Regions from separate parts of the Homo sapiens genome. Here region 2 is linked to region 1. Evidence: read pairs that join two places in POLR2A ChIA-PET (ENCODE). Cell type or tissue: PC-9. All regions are shown on one strand.

Region 1 (5,000 bases):
CCTATATTAAACAAAATTGGGACTGAACTATGTGCATTTTTGTAGTCTTTTCAAAAATTAAACATTATATTCTGAACTTTTTTTATATGGTCTTTTAAAAGTTTTTAATGGCTATATAGTGTTCTATTTTCAGTTTCTCTGTACAAAATCTATTTTTTTTTTTTTTTTTTTTGAGGCAGGGTCTCATTCTGTTGCCCAGGCTGGAGTGCGGTGGTGCAATCCAACCTCCGCCTCCTGGGCTCAAGCGATCCTCACACCTCAGCCTCCCAAGTAGCTGGGACTACAGATGTGTGCCACCATGCCCGGCTAATTTTGCATTTTTTGGAGAGATGGGGTTTCCCCATGTTGCCTAGGCTAGTCTTGAACTCCTGGGCTCAAGCCGTATACCAGCCTTAGCCTCCCAAAGTGCTAGGATTACAGGTGTGAGCCACCACACCCAGTCTATACAAAATCTTTATACACATTTTTTATTATCTCCTTGGGGTAAACGTATAGAAGTGGAGGTTCTTCATCAAAGTGTATGTACAGTTTTGAGGTCTTTGATACATGTTGTGAAATTGTATTCCAGAAACAGCAGAAGCACCTCATGCCCCTACCAGTGGTATATGCAGGTGTTCATTTCTCTCACCTTTATGGACATTTCATATTACAATTTTTAGTAACATCTCCTGTTTAATAGGCAAAAGTTAGGATTTTTATTCACATTTTCATCAGACTTGTCTGTTTTATTTTTTGTTTTGTGCAGTTTTTGGTGTTTTTGGTCTACATCATATTTGAAGTTTAAAAATAACTTAAGAGTTGGGAAGATACTGAATACATTGTGTTGGAAGTAAAATAAAAAAGGAAATAAGAATCGAGGAGTGCTGGAGACTTCGCAGAAAGTGATTACTTATGGTGAAGGAAAGGATAGAAAAATTACGGAAAGCCACACAGATGGGATGTGGGTTTGGGCTGTGCTCACCCCAACAGCCTTAGGCCAGCACGTGTTTGGCAGGTATTTGCTGAGCCTCGGTGTGCACCACCCTCTGCCGTCGGAGCTGGGAGTGCCAAAGTGAACGTAGCAGACAGGAGCTCTGCCTCCTTGCGCTTGTTCGGCAGTGGGGAGCTCAACAGTGGACAAGGTATACTGCGAAGTGCTTAGTGCCCAGGAGAGAAATAAAGCACGGAGGGAGCAGGAGACATGGAGCTGCGCTCAGATGGAGATCCACATCCCACACTCCCACAGCCCTGTTCCTGTGGTGGGAGGGGCCGGCACAGATCTCTGTTCTTGAGAACAGTGTTCAGGTGGATGGAACAGCACATGCAGGTGCCATTAGGTGACCCCCATCTGGCACGTTTGGGGATTAGCAAGAGACCATGTGGTGGGAGTGGAGCAGAGAGGCATCTAGGAGGGCTTCTGCTCACATGGAGGGAAATGGAACTCCACCCAGGACGTGATGACTTGGTCCAGAACCAGGTCAGGACAAGAGGGGAGCCTTTGGGTGACATTTGCGGTGACCCAGGATGTGGCTTGGGCAGAAGGGAGCAAGGGAGGTAGTGAGAACCAGTTGCATCCTGGAGAGATTTTGAAGGTGGAGCCTGCAGAATTTGCTGGTGCTGATGTGGAGGATCAGAAACCCAGGAGCCAACATGGTGCAAGGACTGGGCCTGAGCTCCCATGTCCTGCACTAGGGAGCCCATGGGAAGAGCTGCTTTGGTTTGGGGCCATGTGGAGTCGAAGAGGCTCATTAGGCATCTGAGGAGAGGGTTCTCAGGCACTGGGCTTGGTGGGAAGAAGCGTTGTTGCTATGTCCTGAAGGAATGTGAGCTCTTTTCAGTGCACCAGATGCAAGGCGGCCATTGCTGTGACCTTCCAGAAGGTGCTAACATTGCCCTTCTGTGAAGCCACCACTGTTATCCCGCTGGGTCATGGTGAATGCCAAGTGTCAGAGATATTCTGACACTTGGCATTCACCATGACCTAGTGGAAGCCTTTGGGTGACATTGCAGTCACCCAAAGACAGCTTTTCTAAACTGTCATCAGTCTTCGACTTCTGAACTTTTATTCTTAGAGAAATTTAGACTGGTCATTAAAGAGAAACATGAAAAGTATCTGTTGGCACTTCCAACTGTTGTTATTGGAATGCTCTGGAATGTTCTATGCACATGAATGATGCTTTACATGTACAGTTTTGCACTTTATATAGCAGCAGCTTTTTGCCACAGTGGTAGAGGGGATCCCAGTCCTACTTAAAGGCTTTTTCTGGTTTCTAGGAAAGTCAGAAAGATATTCTTTCCTCCTTGATCCACAATCTTAAACACTTGCCTGGAACTAATAAACTTCTGAAAAGCTAGTGATGAGAATCCGTTGCATCCTGGAGATGCAACTGATAAGTTCATGGATCAATCTAAAATATATTTCTTTGAAATAAATCTAATATTCCTGATTATGAAAAATACATTCCTTCTTAATCTTCTGGTTTTAGATATTGATGATGTTTTCTCATAATTACACTTTTTAGATTTGTTTGGTCCTTGCTAATATGCATCCATATGCTTTTTGCATGTATTGATATTTGAAACTGGTAAAGTCAGATCTTTGTAGCAGAAGAAAAACCTCTTTTTTATTAAAGCAATTTTCAATTAAGACAACTCAAACATGGCTTAAAGGCTCTAGACATTACTATCCTAGGAAAAATGTTGGAACATACATGCTAAAAATACACAGTGAGCTCTTTTAAAGTAAACATCTTAAATCAAGGTTATTCAGCTTTATATTGTTTGCTTCTGGCTTTAATTTACATCAATTGTAAATTTCTTAAAAACATAGAAAATAATAGAAACATGTCCTAAATTTAATTATGAATATTAATTGTATTAAGAAATGAAATTGTAAATTGTACATAAGTCCTAACATCATATAAAATTAGACTTGTTAGCTTAACATAAGCAAAAACAACCATCTTGCGAGTCTTTCATCAGCTCTTAGTAAAACACAGGATTTCGTAATGAATCTTCAAATTTTACTTATTTAGAGGAATCAAATTTGGAGAAAACTGAGAACACTAGAGGAGGGCAAACTTGTTTTGGAAATGGTTGCTAGAAAGTAAGTTATAAAAACTAAAACTCTTTTATTGCTGTTAATTTTCCTCAGTAAAGAAATTGATGCTGCTTTTTAAATCATTCAAGTCAAGTAGTTTATAAAATAATAGTATTTTGTTGTATATTGTATGTTTTCTACCTTAGAAAATTTTTTAATATATTTCTTAAATTATAAAATTTATACATCCAACAAAAAATTCAGTCAATATAAATGAGTAGGATGGGCACAGTGGCTCATACCTATAATCCCGGCACTTTTGGAGGCCAAGGCAAGTGGATCATTTGAGCTCAGGAGCTCGAGACAATTCTGGGCAACATAGCGAAACTGTCTCTACTAAAAATACAAAAATTAGCCAGGCATGGTGGCTCACGCCTGTAGTCCCAGCTACTCAGGAGGCTAAGGTGGGAGGATCACCTGAGCCCTAGTGGTGGAAGTTGCAGTGAGCCGTGATTGCACCACTGCACTCCAGCCTGGGTGACAGAGCCAGACCTTGTCTCAAAAAAAAAGAGAAAAAAAAATTTTAATTACCTATTTGCCCACACCCAGAATTAACGTCTTCAACATTTACGTCATATCATCCATTTAACTCTTCTAGACATTTTTTGCACTTACTTATGCACTTTTATATACACACACCCCATCTATATCACTACTTCTGTCCTTTTGATTACATAAGTACTGAGAAGAATTAGCTTCCCATTGTGAATGTGCTTATATGTATTTCTCTCTTTACCTCCTGTAATTTTTATTTTATGAATGTCAACACTATGGTTATTTGTCCAAAGATATACATAACTGTTAGATCTTAATGGATACAAGGTTACTGAGCAAAGGGGCTGGCTGCCTGATGTGCATATGGCACCAGCTTGCTTTGATTTGATTTTTTTAGAGATGGGGTCTTGCTCTGTAACCCAGGCTTGAGTGCAGTAGCATGATCATAGCTCACTGCATCCTTGAACTCCAAGGCTCAAGTGATCTGCCCATCTCAGCCTTCCAAGTGCCCCACCACACCCAGCCAATTAAAAAATATATATTTTTTAATTTTAGAGATGGGGTCCCGCTGTTGTTGCTCAGGCTAGCTTGAGCCTGAGCTCAAGTGAACCTGGCCCCAAGTGATCCTCCGGCCTGATTCTCTTGAGTAGCTGGGATTACAGGCGCGAGTCATTGCTCCCCGCTCAGCAGTGGATTTTGAGAAAAGAAAAGCTTTATTGCCAGTCAACCAACAAGGAGACAGGAGGCCGGCTCAGATCTGTCTCCCCATTCTGTCCTTAAGACAGTATATTTAAGGGAGAGATTTTGGGGGAAGCGTTTAAAGATTGGTTAGCGATTGTCAAAGGGAAAGGGGAGGTTTGGAAAGCCCCCTGGGCATGTGCAGCTGTCTCTTCACGCGTCTTCGTGCATTGCATGTGCAGATTCAGGGGGAGTATGGAACGTGGTAGAGATTCCAGCTGTGCTGTTAGCAAGCTCCTTCTGTGCAGGCTCCAGCTGGCCACCTTGGTTCCCACCAATTTCACCCAGATTTGTTATCTTACAAACAGAGGGAGTTTCAGCAAGCTGCTGTTTTTCTTATCTGCCATCCTGTAAGTTCAAGCTTTTCTGTTAGTCACTGGTTTCTTTAACTGTTTGGGATATGGTTTCAATAACACTTTTTCCTCTAATAAGTGTCCTTTTATTGTCTCACTTGTACCTTTTTGGCCTAAATTCAACCTTATATTCAACCATGTAACCAAGGTCCCCTTGCTTTTTTGTTTGTTTGGAATATACTTGGGATACCCATGTCCTTCTTTTATTTTCAGCCTTTCTGAATCATTTAATGTGTTTGAAATATGTTTCTTATATACAGCCTAATGGCTCATGTTGAGCGTTCGCCACATTCTAGTTGCTCTTCTAAAACCCCTTGTCTGCGTTGTTTTATTCG
Region 2 (5,000 bases), 160 kb after region 1:
TACTCATATCATCAGTGTCCCTTTTGGTCCCATATTCACAGGTGCCAGGGATCAGGACCAGGACATCTTTGGGGGCCGTTATTCAGCTACCACACCAAGCATGGAAGACAGCCAAGACAGAAAGGAAACGGCAGCGCAACCGAGGGAAGGAGTCACCCCACTCCCGCCCCTGGGAAACATAACTGAGAAAGCAATTAGGAGACTCCGGAATGTGTGTAGACATCTCGGCGAGAGCCAGGAGAATGCTGTGTGTGCAGAGAGGGATCAGCTGGAGAAAGAAAAGGAACAGTACAAACATGAATTCAAATAAAACGCCACCGTGAAGGGACTGAGTAGCAAAATGGATGAAGATGAAAACATTGACAGGATGAAGACTGAGCCCAGGAAGGCGACTCCGCAGATTGTGGACCTAGAAATAAATTGTCAAGGAAAAGCTGAGAAACACGGAGGTGAGATCCACAAGTCGTCGTCGTAGCCATCCAGCAGGCTTTCCAGAAGGAGGACAGAGAGGGAGGAGGGCAGAGAGGAGGCACCACCCACACACGGACACACAGGCGCACACAGATGCACACTCACACACCACACACACACCACACACATACACACCGCAGACACACAGATGCACACACACACCACAGACAATCGCACAGACACATACATACCACACACATACAGATGCACACAGATGCACACTCACACCCTACACATACACACATACCACAGACACCCTCCCCACATACCACAGACCCACAGATGCACACACACACCACAGATACACACATCACACACACATACCACACACACAGATGCGCACAGATGCCTACTCACACACCACCCATACACACACACACACCAGACACACACCCCCACAGACCCACAGATGCACACACACACATACCACACACACAGATGCACACACCACACAGATGCATACTCACACACCACCCATATACACACATACATACCACACAACCCCCCCCACATACACACCACACGTACACACAGATGAACACACAGACACATGCATCACACAGAAAGACACAGATACACAAGCACACACACAGAGAGACACATACCACACATACAGATGAACACACACATACAGATACACAAGCAAACACCACACATACAGATGAACAGAGATACACAAGCATACACACACACAGAGACACATACCACACAAACGGATGAACACACACAGATACACAAGCACACACACAGAGATACACACCACACGTACACACAGATGAACACACACACAGATACACAAGCACACACACAGACACATACCACACATACACAGAAAACCCAGACATACACAAATACCAGAGACCACCCACCTACACACGCACACCACACGTACACAGAAAACACACATACCACACATACCCACACAGAAAACACAGACACACCACATAGACACACACAGACACAGACACAGACACACACAGGAAAAATTTCCCCAAATTGAAGAGAAATGTAAGTTTTCAGGTGAAAAGGGGAAAACAAAATGTTGACCTGACACATGATAGTTAGTTTTGAAAACTTTAATGATAAAGACAAATCTTAAAACCTGAGAGGGGAATTGTGTCCCCACAAAAAATATGTTCAAGTCCCGCCCCCAGCAGCTGGGAGTGTGGCTTGACTTGGAAATAGTCTTTGCAGATGTGATGAGGTTAATACGAGGTCACCCTGGATTAGGATGGGTCCCATGACCAGTGACTGTTATCCTTAGACAGAGCGGGAGATTTGGACACAGAGACACCAGGAGGAGGCCACATGGTGGGAGAGGCGGACGTTGGAGCCATGCAGCAATGAGCCGGGGACCGCCGGGGACCGCTGGCAGGTGCCCAAGCGAGGAGACGGGCATGCGGCTGGCCCTGCCCTGGAGGCTTCAGAAGAGCACGTCCTGCCAGCACCCCGACTTCTGGACTTCCAGCCTCAGGAACTGTGAGAGAGTAAGTGTGTGTTGTCCTAAGCCGCCAGGTTCGTGTCAGGAAACTAATGCGGGAGGGAGGGAGGAGGAGGAGGGGGAGAGGAAGGCTATGAGGTAAAGAAGGAACACAAATCAGATTGACACGTACAACTGGAGTATAAAGACCAATGGGTGACAGCTTCAAATCTATCCGCAGTCATCATCTTTCAAGCATGAGAGGAATTCCAGGCATTTGCAAACCCACCCGGACTCAGGGAGTTTGCCCCCACAAGCCTGCTTAAGGGAAGGAATGACGGGACAACACTGTCCACGAGAAAACAAAAGGCCCTGGAATGAAGCCACACAGCAGGCAGAGGCCAGCAAAGCATGCACTGGAGTCCACAGGCGCTGATCGTAAACCAAAGAGCGCAGGGCAGCCACGATCCCTGTTATCTGTGTCTCCTTAGCCCTCTCTCCCTCCCAAACCCTCCTACAATAACAGGAAAGGAATTTTAAAAACTTCCCTCTAAAGGAGAAAAGCCCACAAGAAAAAGAAAAAAAGCTGGGGAGGAGACAACAGTAGATGAGAGATTTTTTTTTTTTTTTTTTGGTGGGAGATCGAGTCTCTCTCTGTTGCCCAGGCCGGGCAAACCTTTGCCTCCTGGGTTCAAGTGATTCTCCTGCCTAAGCCTCCTGAGTAGCTGGGATGACAGGTGTGTGCCACCATGCCCAGCTAATTTTTGTATTTTTAGTAGAGATGGGATTTCACCACGTTGCCCAGGCTGGCCTCGAACTCCTGACCTCAAGTGGTCCACCCACATCGGCCTCCCAAAGTGTTGGGATTACAGGTGTGAGCCACCGCACTTGGCAAGATGAGAGATTTTGATGTCCCCCACATTTTAGCCCAAAGCTGAGGAGGGTGACTGACTTAGCAGGTGTAGCTGTCAGCCTCGGTGGAGCTCTGCTGTGGTAACAAACAGCCCTGGAATCCCAGTGGCTCCGGCAGCCCAGGCTGCTTCCTCACGCAGGCACACGCCTATCCCAGATGCTCTGCTGCTGTCTCACACCCCATCCTCCTCCCACTTTACCCCAGAAGCCAGCAGCCCTCCCTGAGACAGAGCCGTCCTGTGCCGGAAAGGGGCACAGCTCCTCAAACGTCTGCTGGGAGGGATTGTCATCACCTGCCCATGCCGCACTGGCTGAGGCACATCAGGAGGCCCAGCCCCAGGCCCACCTGCAGGACACTGTCCTCCTCCCACAGGCGTGGATGACGAGCACTGTGACCACAGCATGGATGAATGGCGGGGCTGGGGCTGGGAGCCCAGGTTGCTATGGGGGACCCACACCCCTTCCCTGCCTCCCACAGCCAGGCCCGATGGCCCTTCCAAAGCTGACAAAACAAGGTCTTCTCTGGAGAAACTGGATCTAAGGGGTTACAGCTGAGGGACACGGGATGGCTAAGGTCTGGGGAGAAGGTGGAGGAGGGGCTGCCTCCTGACTTGTGGCCCCTGGAACCCTTCCTGCACTCGGCTCAGGCTGCCATTGGCTAGACAGGGACCCCCAACCCCAAGCAGGAGACCTCAGGGGCCTTCCTGGGAGATGCTGAACTGCCTGGGGAAAAGACCTCCTTTTGGGGTCCCCGAGAAAGAAGCAGGCCAGCCCCCAGGCTCTACCTGGACACCCCACAAGGAGTTGCTAGTCTTGCTCCTCCTATGGAAAGGCAGGCCTTCCCCCCAAAAAGGAAGGACCAAAGCACACAGAGGAGTACCTGGGGGAAACTGAGGCACAGCAAGGAGCAGTGAAAATGCCACCTACCAAAAAGGTCCCTAACATGACAATCCTCAGAGAGATAAGAGATGACACCTTGGACCCACAGCCAAGCCAATCTGGGGAAGAAAAAAAGGTAAATGCTTTCTCACATTCACAAAAATGGTTCTGAAAACCACTTCAAGCTGGGTGTGGTGGCTCATGCCTGTAGTCCCAGCTACTCGGGAGACTGAGGCAAGAGGATTGCTTGAGCCCAGGAGCTTGAGGCTGCAGCGACCTGTGATGGCACCAATGCACTTTAGCCACGGTGATAGAGCAAGACCCTGTCTCTAAAATAAATACAGAAACAAAATAAAAATAAAAACCACTTCAGTTCCCGGCTGGGCACAATGACTCACACCTGTAATCCCAGCACTTTGGGAGGCTGAGGTGGGTGAATCACCTGAGGTCTGGATTTTGAGACCAGCCTGGACAACATGGTGAAACCCCATCTCTACTAAAAATACAAAAATTAGCTGGGTATGGTGGTGCACACCTGTAATCCAGCTACTTGGAGGCTGAGGCAGGAGAATTGCTTGAACTTGGGAGGCAGAGATTGCAGTGAGCTGAGATCGCGCCACTGCACTCCAGCCTGGGTTGCAGAGATCCCGTCTCAAAAAAAATAAAGATAAAAACAAAAAAAACACTTCAGTTCCTGAGTCCTGATATACGTCCTTTCCAAATACCACATAAAAGTAAAATGAGGCCAACATGAAACACCAAAACAACAAAACACCGAGAAGGTCAGGACAGAGCCTGGGCGAGCAGTGCCTGGTCTCGGGGCGGGGAAGCCCCGTTCAGGCCGAGGCTGCGGAGGATGGGTACATTTGACTCTGACAAAATGCGCAATCTCTGCACAGGAAGAGAAAGAGTTTGCAGTGAAAGTCTGGTGAGAAATATCTGTAGCATTTATAACCAACAAAAAAAAAATTCCCAGAGAAATGGGCAAATTCTCTACCTAGAGATCCCAAGAGTCCAATGAGCAACAGGGGGATGAAACACGCTTGGCCTTACAGGTGGCCTGGGATGTGCACAGTACAGCCACCTGGTGTCACCATTCATCTGCCGGATCAGCAATACTTACAGATTTTGTAATATCGGCCGGGTGCGGTGGCTCACGCCTGTAATCCCAGCACTTTGGGAGGCCGAGGCGGGTGGATCACGACGTCAAGAGATGGAGACCATCCTGGCCAACACGGTGAAACCCCGTCTCTACTAAAAATACAAAAAATTAGCCGGGCGCAGTGGCGGGCGTCTGTAATCCCAGCTACTCGGGAGG

Evidence for each region. ChIA-PET counts read pairs that join two places held together with the same protein. Peaks named below come from ENCODE experiments on the same cell type or tissue, not always from the same donor. Only the 100,000 strongest peaks of a DNase experiment are listed, where the experiment ranks them.
Region 2: POLR2A ChIA-PET joins it to region 1 with 9 read pairs; 4 of 35 experiments call an interaction of 5 or more read pairs at or near these places.

Annotation. Positions count from the first base shown.
Region 1 is chr2:241,382,141-241,387,140 of GRCh38, forward strand. All of the region lies in intron 2 of FARP2 (FERM, ARH/RhoGEF and pleckstrin domain protein 2), which reads left to right. Among named protein-coding and RNA genes, the nearest start is that of FARP2, 28 kb to the left of the region's middle. RefSeq lists an enhancer at 4,474-4,768. In PC-9, no CTCF peak of the experiment used is centred here; no DNase peak of the experiment used is centred here.
Region 2 is chr2:241,545,126-241,550,125 of GRCh38, forward strand. All of the region lies in intron 1 of BOK-AS1 (BOK antisense RNA 1), which reads right to left. It overlaps LOC105373974 (a long non-coding RNA gene), which reads right to left. Exons shown (of 3, transcript XR_924069.3): 2 at 4,806-4,933; 3 at 1,533-1,948. Among named protein-coding and RNA genes, the nearest start is that of BOK, 11 kb to the right of the region's middle. RefSeq lists an enhancer at 1,819-2,352. In PC-9, a CTCF peak has its summit at 4,781; DNase peaks (open chromatin) are centred at 2,154, 4,106 and 4,746; H3K4me3 peaks cover 657 bases.